Regions from separate parts of the Homo sapiens genome. Here regions 1 and 2 are each linked to region 3. The links are chromatin loops, found by intact Hi-C in ENCODE. Cell type or tissue: dorsolateral prefrontal cortex. All regions are shown on one strand. Region 1 overlaps GAS7 (growth arrest specific 7). Region 2 overlaps GAS7 (growth arrest specific 7). Region 3 overlaps GAS7 (growth arrest specific 7).

Region 1 (5,000 bases), 160 kb after region 3:
CCGGGAGCACACTTTTATCTGTGCACACCGGTGGTACCCACCCAGGAGATGATGCTTCTGAAACTCCTAAGGCCCCAAAACCAGCCAGCCCCTGTGTTTTCATTCATCCTTCCCTCCCACTGAGGGGTTGCAAACAGAGCTCTGTCTTTAGCCAGCATCTTCTAGAAACCCTCATCCTTCCTCTCCCTCCCAGACACGTGCACACTGAGATCGAGACCCAGACAGCCTCCGTTCTAGGCACTTTCCCAGTCAGTTTATGTGATGGCCCTATTCAAATACTCAAAAACACACCCATTTTCTCAGAACAAAGCGAGAAAGGCCCCCTGGGACCCGACTCAACAACAACTCCCTAGCAGAAGGAGCCTCGCCCTCCCTGGCGCCCTCCCTCACCCTCCCTGGCTGACTGCTGGTTTGATTAACAGCCATGAAGAGGGGGGTTGAAAGCCTACCCCCACTTGTGGTGAAAAGCCCCAGCTTTCAATCACAACTCCTCCATATGGCAAGTTATTTACCTCCACGGAGCCTTGGTTTTTTACCCATAAACCCAAAACACTACCTCAGACAGTTGTACAATTAACTGAAATATCTAGAACAGTGCAAGCTGAAGATCTTTTTTTTAAGGCTGGCTGGGAGACCCCATGTTTAAACATAAAATAAATAAAATGAAGTTTTTATATATTTTTATTTATTGATTTTGAGACAGAGTCTCACTTTGTCACCCAGGTTGGAGTGCAGTGGCGTGATCATGGCTCATTGTAGCCTCAACCTCCTGGGCTCTGAGCAATCCTCCCACCTCAGCCTCCTAAGTAGCTGGGACTACAGGTGCACACCACCACGCCTGGCTGATTTTTTTAGATTTTGAGGTGACGGGGTCTCACCATGTTGCTCAGGCTGGTCTCAAACTCCTGGGCTCAAGCAATCGGCCTGCCTTGGCCTACCCAAAGTGCTGGGATTCCAGGCATGAGCCACTGCATCCGGCCTTCAGGTGGGGCATGTGCTCTCCAGGTTGTGGTGGGCCTCAAGACTCACTGGAGTCACCTGTCAGACTCTGGAAAGCATTGTTTGTCATCCTACTTAGAGCTGTGGTCCAGAGCATGTTAAAACACAGACAGCTGGGCTCCACTGCCGGGTTCTGAGCCAGCAGGTCTGGGGCAGGACCTGGGAATATGCAGCTCCATCCAACAAGTTCCCAAGAGATGCTGGTTCTGTTGCTGCTGGTCCAGGGACCACACTTTAAGAAGCCCTACCCTAGAATCTGAAGGCTGGAAAGTACATTAAAGGTCACCCAGAATGGTTCCAAGAGGAGCCAGAATGTACCCATGCCTCTTGCCTGGTCCAGTCCTGCTGTTGATCTGACTCTCAGCTCTTCCATCTTGAGCCTCAGACACAGGCAGGGCTAAGGGTGAAAGCCCCAAAACTCTGATCATCACTCAAACAATCTGTGGCCCCTACTGGTCCTGTTTATCATCTCTCAGCACTTTTGGGGTCCCCAGGCTGTTGCCTCCAACCTCCAGCCACCAGCCCTCACCTAGAGCTTGCTCCCCCAACAAACGTGGGCTCCATTCTGCCCGTCCAGGAATAGACACCAGTGGCTGGAGGAATCAAGGCAGGGAGGTTGGAGTCCAAGGCCCACAGGTAAGAGGAGGGGCGCAGCAGAGCCCTGGAACAGCTGATTTGAGACAAGCCCCTCCATCTTGAGCAGAGCCTGGAGACAGTGGTTTTCCTGGAGGGGGGCCCCGGACAGACACACACTGTACCCAGTGTCCGGGCCACACAATGCACAAGAGGCCAGTGGGGCAGGCAGCCAGGGCCCACTCATGCCAGTACCATCTGGGAGCCCTTGCCAGGCCTCGCAGGGCTGGCTGAAGAAGCTGGACTCTGTCCTGGGGCACAGTCGTGCTCTATTCTTATCTCAAGGGGGAATGTGTGACTCTCCTTCCCGTGAATGGGGGCCCCTGAGGAGGCGGAGTGGGAAACAGAGCCGCCACTGTGCCTGGGCGGGCTCCCCGCGCGGCTCCCAGCTCCAACCAGCCCCTCGTGGCGGGGCCTTGCACTCAACAAGAAAAGGCCAAGCTGAAGGTGGACATGGAAATGACAGTCCAGAGCCCAGTGCAAACTGCCCCTCCCTCACTCTGCAAGACTTGAGCCCGTGAGGCCTGACCAGAAACACACACTCACTCCCTGGAGAGACCCAATGGGACGGGCTCCTAAAGGAAAGCGCAGCCTCCACACAACACAGTTCCTTACTAAATCTCGAAGGAAGGAACCCAGACATCCTAGGCACCCCACACATGCGCACAAATCCCCACTGGCAGATCGGGGCTCTGGCCTGCCTAGCTCCCACAGCACACCATTTGCAGGTGGCTACAGATCTCATGATTTGCTGGCTCTCTTTCGGCCTGCAAATGCCAGGCTTAGCCAGCGAATGGGGCACTGGATATTCTCAAGGACTTGGTACAACCTTTCTAAAGAGCAGTGTGGGGCCGGGCACAGTGGCTCACGCCTGTAATCCCAGCAGTTTGGGGGGGAGCTGAGGCATGTGGATCACCTAAGGTCGGAGTTGGAGACCAGCCTGGCCAACATGGTGAAACCCTGTCTCTACTAAAAATACAAAAATTAGCTGAGCATGGTGGTGCGCACCTGTAATCCCAGCTACTCAGGAGGCTGAGGCAAGAGAATCGCTTGAACCCGGGAGGTGGAGGTTGCAGTGAGCCGAGTTCGCGCTACTGCACTTCAGCCTGGGTGACAGAGTGAGAATCCTCAAAAAAATTCAATAAATAAATAAAAATAAAGAGCAGTATGACACCATGGGTCAAAATGTGCACTTGAGTGGTCCACATTTCCTGGAAATTACTCTCCGTGCAAAAAGATATCATCACAAGGAATGGTTATCTTCAGTAATTTTTAATAGCAGTAAAAAAAAAAAAAGGGGGGGTGTGGAAGAACCTCAGTGTCCATCATAAGGGGATTGCAAATTAATAGTTTATCCAAATTGTGACTAACAAACACTAAAACAAACCTGTAAATATATTTAATGATAGAAATATATTCTGAGAATATTAAATTTAAAAAAAATAGGTCAAGGCTGGGCGCAGTGGCTCATGCCTATGATCCCAGCACTTTGGGAGGCCAAGGCAGATGGCTTACTGGAGGTCAGGAGTTCAAGATCAGCCTGGCCAACATGGTGAAACCCCATCTCTACTAAAAACACAAAATTAGCTGGGTGTGATGGTGTGCACCTGTAATCCCAGCTACTCGGGAGGCTGAGGCAGGAGAATCGCTTGAACATGGGAGGCAGATGTTGCTGTGAGCCAAGATGGTGCCATTGCACTCTTGCACTCCAGCCTGGGTGACAAGAGCGAAACTCCATCTTAAAAAAAAAAAGAAAAAAAAAAAAGGTCAAACAACTGTGTGTATAATATGATCATAAAAGGATAAAATGGGGATTGTTCTTTCTTTCCCAGTTGGATGAAAGAGGGGAGTAAAGGGTGATGGGGAGATGAGGAGGGAGGAGGGCAGGGTGGTGTAGAGAATGAGGCCCGGGTGTGAGGGGGTCAGCTGTGGGTGGGAGCCACTGGCCACTGGGGGAATTAGACTAAGTCTTGTTTAGCCTTCCTCTGGAAGGGCCTTAAAGGATGATGAAAACATCCGGAAAATATTTAGCTAGTAAATCTTTCAGAAGCCCCTCCACCCTGTGTTATTTATATAAACACTTCCCTTCCACTCCTCTCTACCCTCACATACACCCGCCCCGATTCCTATCACAGACTTGGAATCAGCAGAGCCAGAGAGAGCTGGACAAGGCTGGCTCCATGTGCGTTCTGACCACCACGGGTGCAACCCATCTGTGCAGTATGAAGCCTGCGCTGATGTGTTCCCTGGCCCCCATCGCAGAGCAGCCCTCTGACCTGCCAGGGACCCACAGCAGGGGTCGGGGGTGGTGGCCACACTATTTGGGTTCCCTGGCCACCAAATCTCCAGCAGTGATTGTCCCAGGGACTCAAGGAAGGGGAAGGGTTAAATGGGGGAGTCGCTTCTCAGACAGGAGAAAGTATTTGCTCTAATCCTGTCCGTTCTCCTGGAACTTCCTGGAGTTCTCAGGGAAGAAACCCTTAATGAATGGTGTGAGGGAAAGAGAAATCACATGCACATGAATGTGTGCATGCCACACACACACGCTCACACACACACTCATACACTCACACACACTCTTGCACACACACCCACACACTCACGCACATGCACACACAAACGTGCAAACACGCACACACAAACACGCAGATGCACACACGCGCGCGCGCACACGCACTCATGCACACACGCACACTCACACCCACTCACATACACACAAACACGTATCACACACGCACACACAAGCACACACACAAAGAGCGCACACACGCAGACATGCACACACTCTCGAAAACACACACATTCACACACACACGCTCACACACATGCAGACACACTCACACACTCGCGCACACACATATTCTCTCTCTCAAGATCTTCCTCCTGCTCCTGAGAAGTGCCCAGAATTCGGGGAAGCCACTCACTTGTTAAACAACAGCCTTCTTTTGAGGGTTAGGAGCCAGTCCCAGCGTGGGGCACGGGGAAGAGACTATGCTCCGGAACCAAGCCGGCTCTGACTCTAGTCCCAGTGAGAGCACAGCAGACAGTGAACCAGTTCTGGCTTCAAACCCCAGCTCTGCCGCTTAAGCTGTGTGACCTTTTTTAACCTCTTTGGGTCTCTGTTTCTTCCCCTAGAGAGTCCTGGTATCCTTGAAGGGAGATTGCATCAGAGGCTGGGAGTCTAGAAACCTGGGTGTGAGTGCAGGCTGTTTACTGGCCTGAAGGTTGGAGCCAGCCTGCTGGTAGGTGCTGGCCAGCACCTTACATTGTTTGTTGTTGTTGTTAGTTTAAATCAATTGGCAACATTACACAATTGGGAGAGTGTGGATTTCCAGCTGGCCATGTGTTCCCAATGACTGGCTGATGCT
Region 2 (5,000 bases), 66 kb after region 3:
TAAAAATTAGCCAGACGTGGTGGTGCACACCTTTAGTCCCAGCTACTAGGGAGGCTGAGACAGGAGAATTGCTTGAACCTAGAAGGCGGAGATTGCAGTGAGCTGAGATCATGCCACTGCACTCCAGCCTGGGTGACAGAGCGAGACTCCGTCTCAAAAAAAAAACAATAATAATAATAATTATAATTATATATACTAGAAGAGATCAAGAGGCAGGAGGAACACTGAGATCATGAGAACACCGAGGGAGATGGAAACAAAACGCTGACCTTCCTCCCGTCCCCATAGTGAAGCATCCGTGTCCTGTTGTCCCTCCTGCCAAATATCAGGTATCAGGTACCTGACCAGTTGGCATCCATCCTCTGTCCTTGCTTCTCATGTCCACTCTTGTCTTTTCCTAGAAACTGACAGGTTCTCAACCTGAAGGAACACAACAGAGGGAAGGGGCCTTGGAGACCCAAATCCCTGGTGCTGTGAGTCTTTTGAGTCTTACCTCTACCGGGTTGTATTGGCCCCGAGGGGGCAGTCAGCTTCCAGGGGGAATCCTGAGCCCTGGAATCCATTCAGGTGGATAGGTTGGGACCAAAGTACTTTGTGGATGAAGGAAAAATCAGTAGGAACCCAGGGCTTTCCAAAGACCTCATCTGAAACACCTGTTTGGCTTTGTAAGCCTTCAAAGGGTTCTCAGGGCCAAAATACAGAGAAGAGCATGCGGCTAATTTCGGGCCTGGGCCTGAGCATGACCATGTCCTGTGGAACTGTGGTTGGACCCGTGTGAAAAGGGGGTCAGGTGCATGAGGCACACCTGCAGTTCTCACCAGCAAGAAGCCACAAGAGCCAGGAGGGTCGCCTTCCTTTCTCCCAGTTTTCTATTTGCAAAATTTGTCGGAGGTATTACCAGAGTCCTCTGTGTGTCACCTCAAACCCTTCTTATTAGAAATCACCTAGTGAGCAGGGCTGCCTCCTTGAGTCCCTAAAAGAAACTTCTCAAATGAGGCTTTAGTAGATGCAAATGTCCTCCGGCCTCTTCCAAACCTGGCACTATCCAAGTGTCCTCAGGCCTCACTACTTGGTGTAGATAGATGAATGGGGTGACAATGTATGTGGCAGCAATCATCAGCACCTCGCTGGCTTGAATATCCCACTTGCTCACATCAGACGCCCACCCCCACCAGCCTCCTTGGACGAATCCAAAAGTGACTCGCTTGGGCTCCCCAACCAGGTTGCAACTCCAGTCGCCATGGAGTGTCCGGCATACTCTTCTTCATCTGCATTAGCTACTTCCTCCCCAACACCATCACTGTCCTCTGTCCACGAAGTGGCAAGAGGAAGCCTCACACTGTGGCTGTCACTGGCACCCATCATAAGAGGTAGACATTAGGGCCATGGGAGTTTTCTCCCAGCCATGGGCCTGAAGGCTGAACCACTTGGGACACTCCAGACCTATCCAGCTCCTGGTAGGCTTGGCAAGGGTCACAGCCACCCTGCAAACCCCCAGCACATCCCTGAGGGCCAGTCAATTCATTGGGTATGTTTGTCAAGACTGGGCAGGGAGAGGACACAGAACAATAGACTCTGTATTTTCTGACCCTGTAAAGAAATGGAGTGATCTGGTTAACCAGGAATTTTGATGAACATAATTACAACGCAGTCCCTGCAGCAAGGATACAGGAAGTTCACCCATCAACCCTCACAGGGAAACTTGCCAAGCTGGAAATATGGAGTCTCCGGGGGGACAAGGATTGATGAAAAGATTTGCAAATGATCCTGCAAACTGCAAGGATGAGTTGGACGGCCCCTCCTGGGTCAGAAGTCATGTCACAGCCTTGCAGCATCTGAGAATCAAGCTGTCGGCAGAGGGTAGGAAAGAAATGCCTTCCACGTGGGCCTTGCAGAACCCCTATTCCTGCATGACCCTTCCTCCTCTGACTCTGGAGAATGAGATTTTTATGGTCGTTGCACCTGCTGTACGAATGTAAGACAGAAGGGCCAGTTAATAGGGTTCCAGAGGAGACAATGCAAGAAATGAGGAAAACTCTGAATGTGAGCATGTTTCTTGCATCTGAGATGGCCCGTCCTTTTCGTTGGTGGCATCTCCCCAGCGGCGCCATACGGCATGATGGGGATCTGAGAGACGCCCACTCTTCAGCATGTTTTGGAAGAATCTCGGCATTGACGAACCAGCATAATTGTGCCACCAAATATCAGAGTCACTCTTTTGGCCTCTGATAGACGGGTTTGGAGCAGGTGCCTAAAGGCCTTATGACTGTGTTTTAGAACCACAGGATCTGGGGTGGAGGACCTGGAGTGTCATCCCACAAGCACCCCTGAAATACAGAGAACAGCTCCAGAAATAACAAGGGAAGCAGGGACTGCTTCCCCGCCTTGAAGCCTGGAGGGGTTGGGGAACCTCAGAAAAAAAAAAAAAAAAAAACCCTACATTTTGTTCCATTTCAAGGTCTCTCTGGTCCTGATGTTTCAGCACAATTAAAAATGTAATTATTAAATGACAAGGTAGACTCCTCCCAATAGCCGGTTCCAGCTTCTGGATTCCAAGCCAGAAAACCTGAATGACTGTGCTCGCTGGCTTTTGATTAACAGAGACATTTTATTCAAACTCTCCATTTCCTGATGAACTGTTGAGGAATGTTGCTTCTTTCCTCCTCCCCCTTCCCTAGCAGAATAAAAATAGTGTGGGCCATTCTGATATCCTAGCCCCAACTCAGGATGACAAAAGCATTAGGAGACAGCACAAAGGCCTAGGCATAAAGAGGTGCTGTGTTCCCAGACAGCAAGCTGTGATGTGTGCAATTATCTTAGCCTCTCTGGGCCTCTGTTTCCTCATCTGTGAAATGGGGGGATTGCTAGCCTTGAGGTCCTATAACCCATGCATGGGACGGCTTTTGTAACACAGCCTAAAACCACAAGGAAAATATCAAGGCAGTTAAATGTCCAGCTCAGCTTCCAAAAACAGCAGCCACATAAACAAAAGAGACGACAGAGGCCTGACAAGACACAAATCTTGATGAAATATTGCTTTGCTCGCTGCAAGCTTCCCTCCAAACACTTTTGGGCTCTAAAGAGAAAGAGGTCTCAAACTCTTTTGGTCTAGATACCCTTTCATTTACTCAACCAAATCTGACTTAGAATCGGTGGGAAAGAAAGGCTTGTCTGAGACACCAACAAAGCGAAGTGATATACCAAAAATTGGAAATGAAATGCATGCCCAAATCACGGTATGCGATAGTGCACATGACCTCAGGTCTGTATGGGGAGGCTGAACAGTTGGGGATTCTCTTCCCCTTTGCCACAGGTCCCTGTTACGGCCAATTAATGCTGAAACGTCCCTATTTGTCAAAGGAAGGAGTTGAGCTAGTACTTTTCTCTTCGTCCTAAAGATTAATGATCTTGACATGCATCCTAGGTTTTCTATGCTAGTTGATATCTATAACGATATCACTTGTCCTGACCTAGAAAACACTTTTGAAGGACATTTTGTAGATTGTTGACCTAACAGACTCCCTAGGGAGTTCCTGGAAGGGTGAGGGCCCCTCTAAAGGATTGCTGGTCAACTTCCCTTTGCAGCAGAAAAAGCCTGGGAACAAGAGAGTTTTGCCAAACTTGGTATGGCCCAGAGAGAGAGAGAGACAGAGAGACTATCCTCCCTAGCCTTCCTTTAGTATTAAGCTGCAAAGCCCCCAAATGCCTTATGTCATTGTTTTGGGCACTTTCTAGACTTCTGAGGAAAACCCCAGAACCAAATTTACCAAGCGTCCTATTGCATTCAAAATGGATTTAAGTTCAGAAGCAAGGGAGGGAGTCCAAAGTTGCTAGCTGGATCAGTAACAGGCTCAGTATCTCATGCAAAGCAGCCCGCTCACCAGAAAGGATCTTCAAGCACAAGCGACACAGCTGCTGCCCGCAGATGCACCGGGGGGCAAAAGCTGGCTTCCTCGGGGAATTAGTGCTGTTGTAAAGAAGGCAGACTGAAGCTCATTATGGTATAAGAGTAGGTGCCTCTGACGGCCCGCCTGCACCTGCGATCCAGCTGGCCTGGCTTTGTGGCCACCAGTTGCTGGCTGGAGTGGCCTGCAGGCACTGAAGGAAAATGGAAGCAGCTCATTTCCCCAACACGGAGACTCATTCCACTGACTGCAGTGCCTACGGCCTGTGCTCCAAGTGATTCTAATCAAAGACTTCTGACTCCGAGAGATGGTTCCTGATGAGGTCTGAACCCTGAGCTCTGGAGGGAAATGAAGTCTAATAAGGGCTGGAACCGTTTCCAAGACTCAGTAAGGGGTGCAATTCTCACCAACCCGATTCAACTAACATTTCTGGAGCTGCTGCCGCTGGCACATATAAAGTAGGCAAATGGTGACAGCCAAGGGCCTTGCTATGGAGATGTGAGACCTACCACTGCTCTGTGCCACCGTGCGAAGAACACAGGATGGGAATCGGAGCTGGTAAAGCTGCAGCAGTCTCGCTGGCAGATCTTGAGCAACCTCTTCCATCTCTGCTGGGAGGCCTCAATTGCTTCATCTCTAAAACACGGAAGTTGGACCAGATGGTCTCCAAGGGCTTTCATATATACATATATATAGCCTAATACTTAATAATTCTTTTTTTTTTTTTTAGACAGTCTTGCTGTGTCACCCAGGCTGGAGTGCAGTGGCGTGATCTCGGCTCACTGCAACCTAAGCCTTCCAGGTTCAAGCGATTCTCCTCCCTCAGCCTCCCAATTAGCTGGGATTACAGGCACCTATCACCACGCCTGGCTAATTTTTGTATTTTTAGTAGACACGGGGTTTCACCACGTTGACCAGGCTGGCCTTGAACTCCTGACCTCAGGTGATCTGCCCACCTCGGCCTCCCAAAGTGCTGGGATTACAGGCGTGAGCCACTGCGCCCGGCCCAATAATTCTAAATGTCAGCATTAGTATATATGTTTTAAGGACATGCCATTTTAATAGGAGAAAAAAAGTCACATTCAAGTGTAGACA
Region 3 (5,000 bases):
GCTTGGGTTGATGAAAATGTTCTAAAATAGATTTGATGATGGTTGTAAAACTTTGTAAATATAGTAAAAAACACTGAATTGTATACACTTTAAATGGGTGAATTGTATGGGTATGTGAATTACAGCTCAATAAAGCAGTTTTTTGGTGGGGGAAGAGAGAGAGAGAGAGAAACAACAGAGACACAGCAACCAGTGTATCTGTGTGTGAACCTGAAGGGATCCTGGACTGGGGAGAAAAGCAGCCATAAAAGGGATTTGGGGGCCAGGTATGGTGGCGCACACCTGTAACCCTAGGCTTTGAGAGGTTGAGGTGGAAGGATCGCTTGAGCCCAGGAGTTCTAGAATTCACGAGCTATAATGGTGTCACTGTACTGTAGCCTGAGGTACAGAACAAGACCCCATCTCTCTCTTTTTTCTTTCTTAAAAAAAGGCATTTTTTGAGACAATTGAGGAATCTGGAGTGTATATATTAGGCGGCATTATTGAATTAATGTTTTCTTAAATATGATAATGGTATTATCATTATGTCTTCTTCCTGGAAGATACATTCTGAAATATTTGCATTTAAAACAGTAAGTCAGAAATGTGGTTTAAAATAATCTAGGGGGTGGAGGGCAAGGGGATTGGGGGAGGGGATGGGAGCACAAATAAAACAAGATTGGACAAAGGCAGGTAATCGTTGGGCTTAACAGATTTGTGGTACCTTATTATATATTCCCTCTACTTTTGCAAAGGTTTGCAAATGCCTATAATAAGAGTATTTGTTTTAAATTTCCTTTGCCTGTGATTCCAGAGAACTCTTCCCTTCCATTTATTTTGTAAAGGCCTGCCCAGGGGTCAGGACACCCCACCTGGGCATCTCTGCATCACCCTGAGGCCTGGCAGGGGGTGATACCACACAGGAAGTGCTTGGTAAACTGGAGTGGGTCATTCACAAGTGATTCAGCAGGCCCCCGACTCCAAATGTCTTCTCAGCCCATTTCCTCCCCCCCTGCAAATAATCTGGGTCCCATCCCTTCAGCAGGTGGGATCCTGTACAAAACCCCTCAATGGCTTCCCAGTGCAGTTAGGATAACCCCTGAGCTCCTCGTGGCAGGCCTGCGCAGACTACCCCAGCCTCATTTCCCACCCTCCCTATTCCTGCTGATTTAGTAAGCCACAGCCACACTGGGTCTCTATGCGTAAACACGGTTCCCCCTTGCTGCCTCCAGGCATCCACGATGCTATTCCCTCCCCTGGAAAGCTATTCTTTCCCCACCTCTTTGCCAAGTGAAACCCTTGCTCATCATTCCAGTCTTAGAATAGGTATCTTTTCTTAAGGTACCTTAATTCCTGACATTTCCAGCACCAGGCTAGGTTCTCACAGCATCCACTTCCTCCAGCCTTTGTCACTGCTGAAATTGCACCATTATTTATCTACTGTTTCTCCCACACCAGCCATAAAACTCCATCAACGCAGGGCTATAGATATCACCTGTGTCTCAGTGCCTGACAAAGACCGAAATTGCTCAATAAGAACATGTGTTATTGAATTATTGAGGTAGGTAGGAGGTGGTGGAGATTAAACATCTCACCTCTTTCTCCACTTTGAACTCCATGCTCCAATGGGTCCCTCAAGTTTCCAAGCCCTTCGTCCCATTCTCTTTCCTCTCTCCTGTGTCTAGAGGGTCTTCCTGGGAAGTTCGTGAGAAGCCAGAACAATTGAAAGGTGGATCACAAAAAGGCCCAGGCACTGGTGGGCAGGAAGGGAAGGGACCCACTAGGACGCGATTCTGCAAAGGCAGCAAGACTATTAGCCTTTGATCTAGAACCGGAAATACCATTTGACCCAGCAATCCTATTACTGAGTATACCCAAAGGAATATAAGTCATTCTACTATAAAGACACATGCACACGTGTTTATTGCTACACTATTTACAACAGCAAAGACTTGGAACCAACCCAAATGCCCATCAATGATAGACTAAAGAAAATGTGGCATATATACATAATGGAATAGTATGCAGCCATAAAAAAGAATGAGTTCATGTCCTTTGTAGGGACATGGATGAAGCTGGAGGCCATCATTCTCAGCAAACACAGGAACAGAAAACTAAACACCGCATGTTCTCACTCATAAGTGGGAGATGAACAATGGGACCATATGGACACCGGTGGGGGAACATCACACACCAGGACCTATCGGGGCGTGGGGGATAAGAGGAGGGAGAGCATTAGGACAAATACCTACTGCACGCAGGGCTTAAAATCTAGATGACAGGTTGATAGGTGCAACAAACCACCATGGCACATGTGTACCTATGTAACAAACCTGCACGTTCTCCACATGTATCCCAGAACTTAAAGTAAAATAAAAAATAAAAAAAGATGATTCGCCTTTGATCCCTCGCCTCTGCCCCCGAATCAGGTGGGCTGCATTTACCCAGTACCTGGGCCGACTGCCCCAGGGCTGCAGAATTGAAACCCTCCACTGGGTGGCACCAGATCACCACCTCCTGTGCCCACCCATCCAGGTCTCCAAGGGCTGAGTGAAGGAGCGGGGCAGGCACCCTCAGGAACTGTGGGGCACCCACTATCAGTCCTCCCCATGACATAGTATGGTGGGGACACGTTACTGGTGTCCGTGGAAAGTCCCTTTCCCCATCCCCCGACACCCACCCCCCAAAATTCTTTTTTTTTTTTTTTTTTGGAGATGGAGTCTCGCTCTGTCGCCCAGGCTGGAGTGCAGTGGTGCAATCTCGGCTCACTGCAAGCTCCGCCTCCCTGGTTCATGCCATTCTCCTGCCTCAGCCTCCCGAGTAGCTGGGACTACAGGTGCCCGCCACCACGCCCGGCTAATTTTTTGTATTTTTAGTAGAGACAGGGTCTCACAGTGTTAGCCAGGATGGTCTCGATCTCCTGACCTCCTGATCTGCCTGCCTCGGCCTCCCAAAGTGCTGGGATTACAGGCTTGAGCCACCACGACCGCCCCCTCCCCCCAAAATTCTAATCTTCCTGATCAGCTTGCTCAAGGAGGGGCAGCTAAGCAGGGGGCGGAAAGAGATCACAACCGGGTTTTGAGATCTGGGGCTTTCCAGTCTAGGTTTCGTCACTGTAACCCTGAACATGCCACTTTATCCACCCCACATGCCGCATCTCAAGTGTTCCTTTGCTCATTTATTCATTTATTGATGTTTAAGTGTAGTTATCATGAGTGATAACTGACAGCAGGGATGGTGAATCTACTCGTCTGCATGCTGGAGTGGGGTCTATACCTGGGGACCCTTTGTTGGTAGAGCTCTCTGTAAACACCAAACCTTCTTAACCTATTTGTATGTTTAACTCTTGGCACCTTTTTGGATAACCAGCCTGCAGGCTCACAAACCAGGACAAAAAGTAGTAGCTAGCTGGGCGTGGTGGCCGGCGCCTGCAGTCCCAGCTACTCCAGAGGCTGAGGCGGGAGGATTGTTTGAGCCCAGCAGTTCCAAGCTGAGGTCACAGTGATCTACGATCACCTCCATGAACAGCCAGTGCATTCCAGCAAGGGCAACACAGGGACACCCTGTTTCCTAATTATTTTTAACTTAAAAAAGTAGTAGCTTTTATATACAAATGTTACCCTTTCAAAGCCTAAAAGAATAACATTCTACCTCCTGATCCTGGGACTGGTGAACAACGCACGTTCGCCCTCTCCATATACTACATGATTTATTTTTGTTACCCTGATGACACCTCAGCTCCCAAGGTTACCATCCAAAAAGAGTCTGACTCAATCCGCCTGTCTTTAGGCAGCCACTATCTACCCGGGCCTGCATCTCCAGAGCTCGCCTCTCCTGAATTCCCCATACTGGTACCTACTTTGTAGCTTTTTTTTTTTTTTTTAAGTAAAAAATTGTATCTGCCTTCTATAAAAGTAAAATGTGTTCATTTTAGGAAATTTGAAAAATAACAACAAGTGTAAAGAAAATAAAATGACCCATGATCTTAGACCAAAGGTTCTCAACTTCAGCACGATTCATGTTTTCAAGTTGAGCACTTCTTTGCTGTGGTGTCCCATGCCTTGCGAGATACTCAGCGTCATCCCTGGTGTCACCTACTAGTTGCCAGTAGCACCCCCCCTCCCCAGGCGTGACAATCCAAACGTCTCCAGACATTGTCAAAAGTCCCAATTGATAGCCATGATCTCAGACGCAGACAGAGCCACCGTACGTTTTCCAGTTTTCCTTCTAGTCCTTCTTCCTAAGTATAGATAAGTATAGATTTCCTTCTGCCAAATAAGACTGACTATATATGCAATGTGTGTCCTACTTTTTTTTTACTCTATTTTATGTTGTGAGTACTTTCCCAAATTATTGCATTTTCTTCAGAAGCATGCTTGCTAATGGCTGCATAGTATCACTGGCTAACCTCCAGCGCCATCATCCCTTTTACCCATCCCCTGTTGCAGGACAGTTAGGCTGGGTCTAGTGTTATGGTGCTGTAAATAATGTGTGAGTGAATAGCCTTGCACATAAATCAGAACCCCTCAAGATACCCCAAGAACAGACACTAGACAAGACATCCCTGTGTCGATGGCTTATAATGCACAGTGTTAAATCAGCTTCTGAGATATCAGTTATACCAGTGTCCATTCTTTAAAATAGATGAGTAACAACTTCACAGTATTTCAGAAGGGATTATGTTTTATCAGGGAAGAAAGAATGATTTTGAGGATGGGGAGCTGTTTCTCATATTCTTCCTGATGATGCCCAGGGTAACACCAGATTTCTGTCATCGTTGCTGAACCACATCAGAATTTAGGCTGATGTCTTCCAAAACAGTCTCAAATCAGGAGACAAAAGTAAGTTTCACTTCAAACAGGATAACAGAATCTGTGTTGAGAAGGCAAGCTGGGAGCTCAGCAGGAAACATACAAAGCCACGGTTGATTCATGATGGGTGACATGAGCAGAGGAGAGAAGGAGACCGATAGGCCAGCTGTGTGCTACTGACTGCTAGTCCACTGCTCAGGAGTGGTCCTC

What was found. Hi-C counts contacts between places; a loop is a spot of excess contacts. Peaks named below come from ENCODE experiments on the same cell type or tissue, not always from the same donor. Only the 100,000 strongest peaks of a DNase experiment are listed, where the experiment ranks them.
Region 1: a loop joins it to region 3, with 3.0 times the contacts of the local background. A loop is called at or near these places in 12 of 110 quality-filtered maps.
Region 2: it touches region 3 in a loop (2.6-fold over the local background); 5 of 110 quality-filtered maps call a loop at or near these places.

Annotation. Positions count from the first base shown.
Region 1 is chr17:10,122,153-10,127,152 of GRCh38, forward strand. The region is part of intron 1 of GAS7 (growth arrest specific 7); the gene reads right to left. Among named protein-coding and RNA genes, the nearest start is that of GAS7, 74 kb to the right of the region's middle. In dorsolateral prefrontal cortex, a CTCF peak has its summit at 1,878; a DNase peak (open chromatin) is centred at 1,799; H3K4me3 peaks cover 1,204 bases; H3K27ac peaks cover 2,308 bases.
Region 2 is chr17:10,029,697-10,034,696 of GRCh38, forward strand. The region is part of intron 1 of GAS7 (growth arrest specific 7); the gene reads right to left. Among named protein-coding and RNA genes, the nearest start is that of RCVRN, 130 kb to the left of the region's middle. RefSeq lists enhancers at 3,538-4,039, 4,040-4,539. In dorsolateral prefrontal cortex, no CTCF peak of the experiment used is centred here; DNase peaks (open chromatin) are centred at 2,116, 3,949 and 4,455; H3K4me3 peaks cover 3,482 bases; H3K27ac peaks cover 4,835 bases.
Region 3 is chr17:9,963,327-9,968,326 of GRCh38, forward strand. The region is part of intron 4 of GAS7 (growth arrest specific 7); the gene reads right to left. Among named protein-coding and RNA genes, the nearest start is that of RCVRN, 61 kb to the left of the region's middle. In dorsolateral prefrontal cortex, a CTCF peak has its summit at 2,459 (motif pointing right); a DNase peak (open chromatin) is centred at 2,480; H3K27ac peaks cover 985 bases.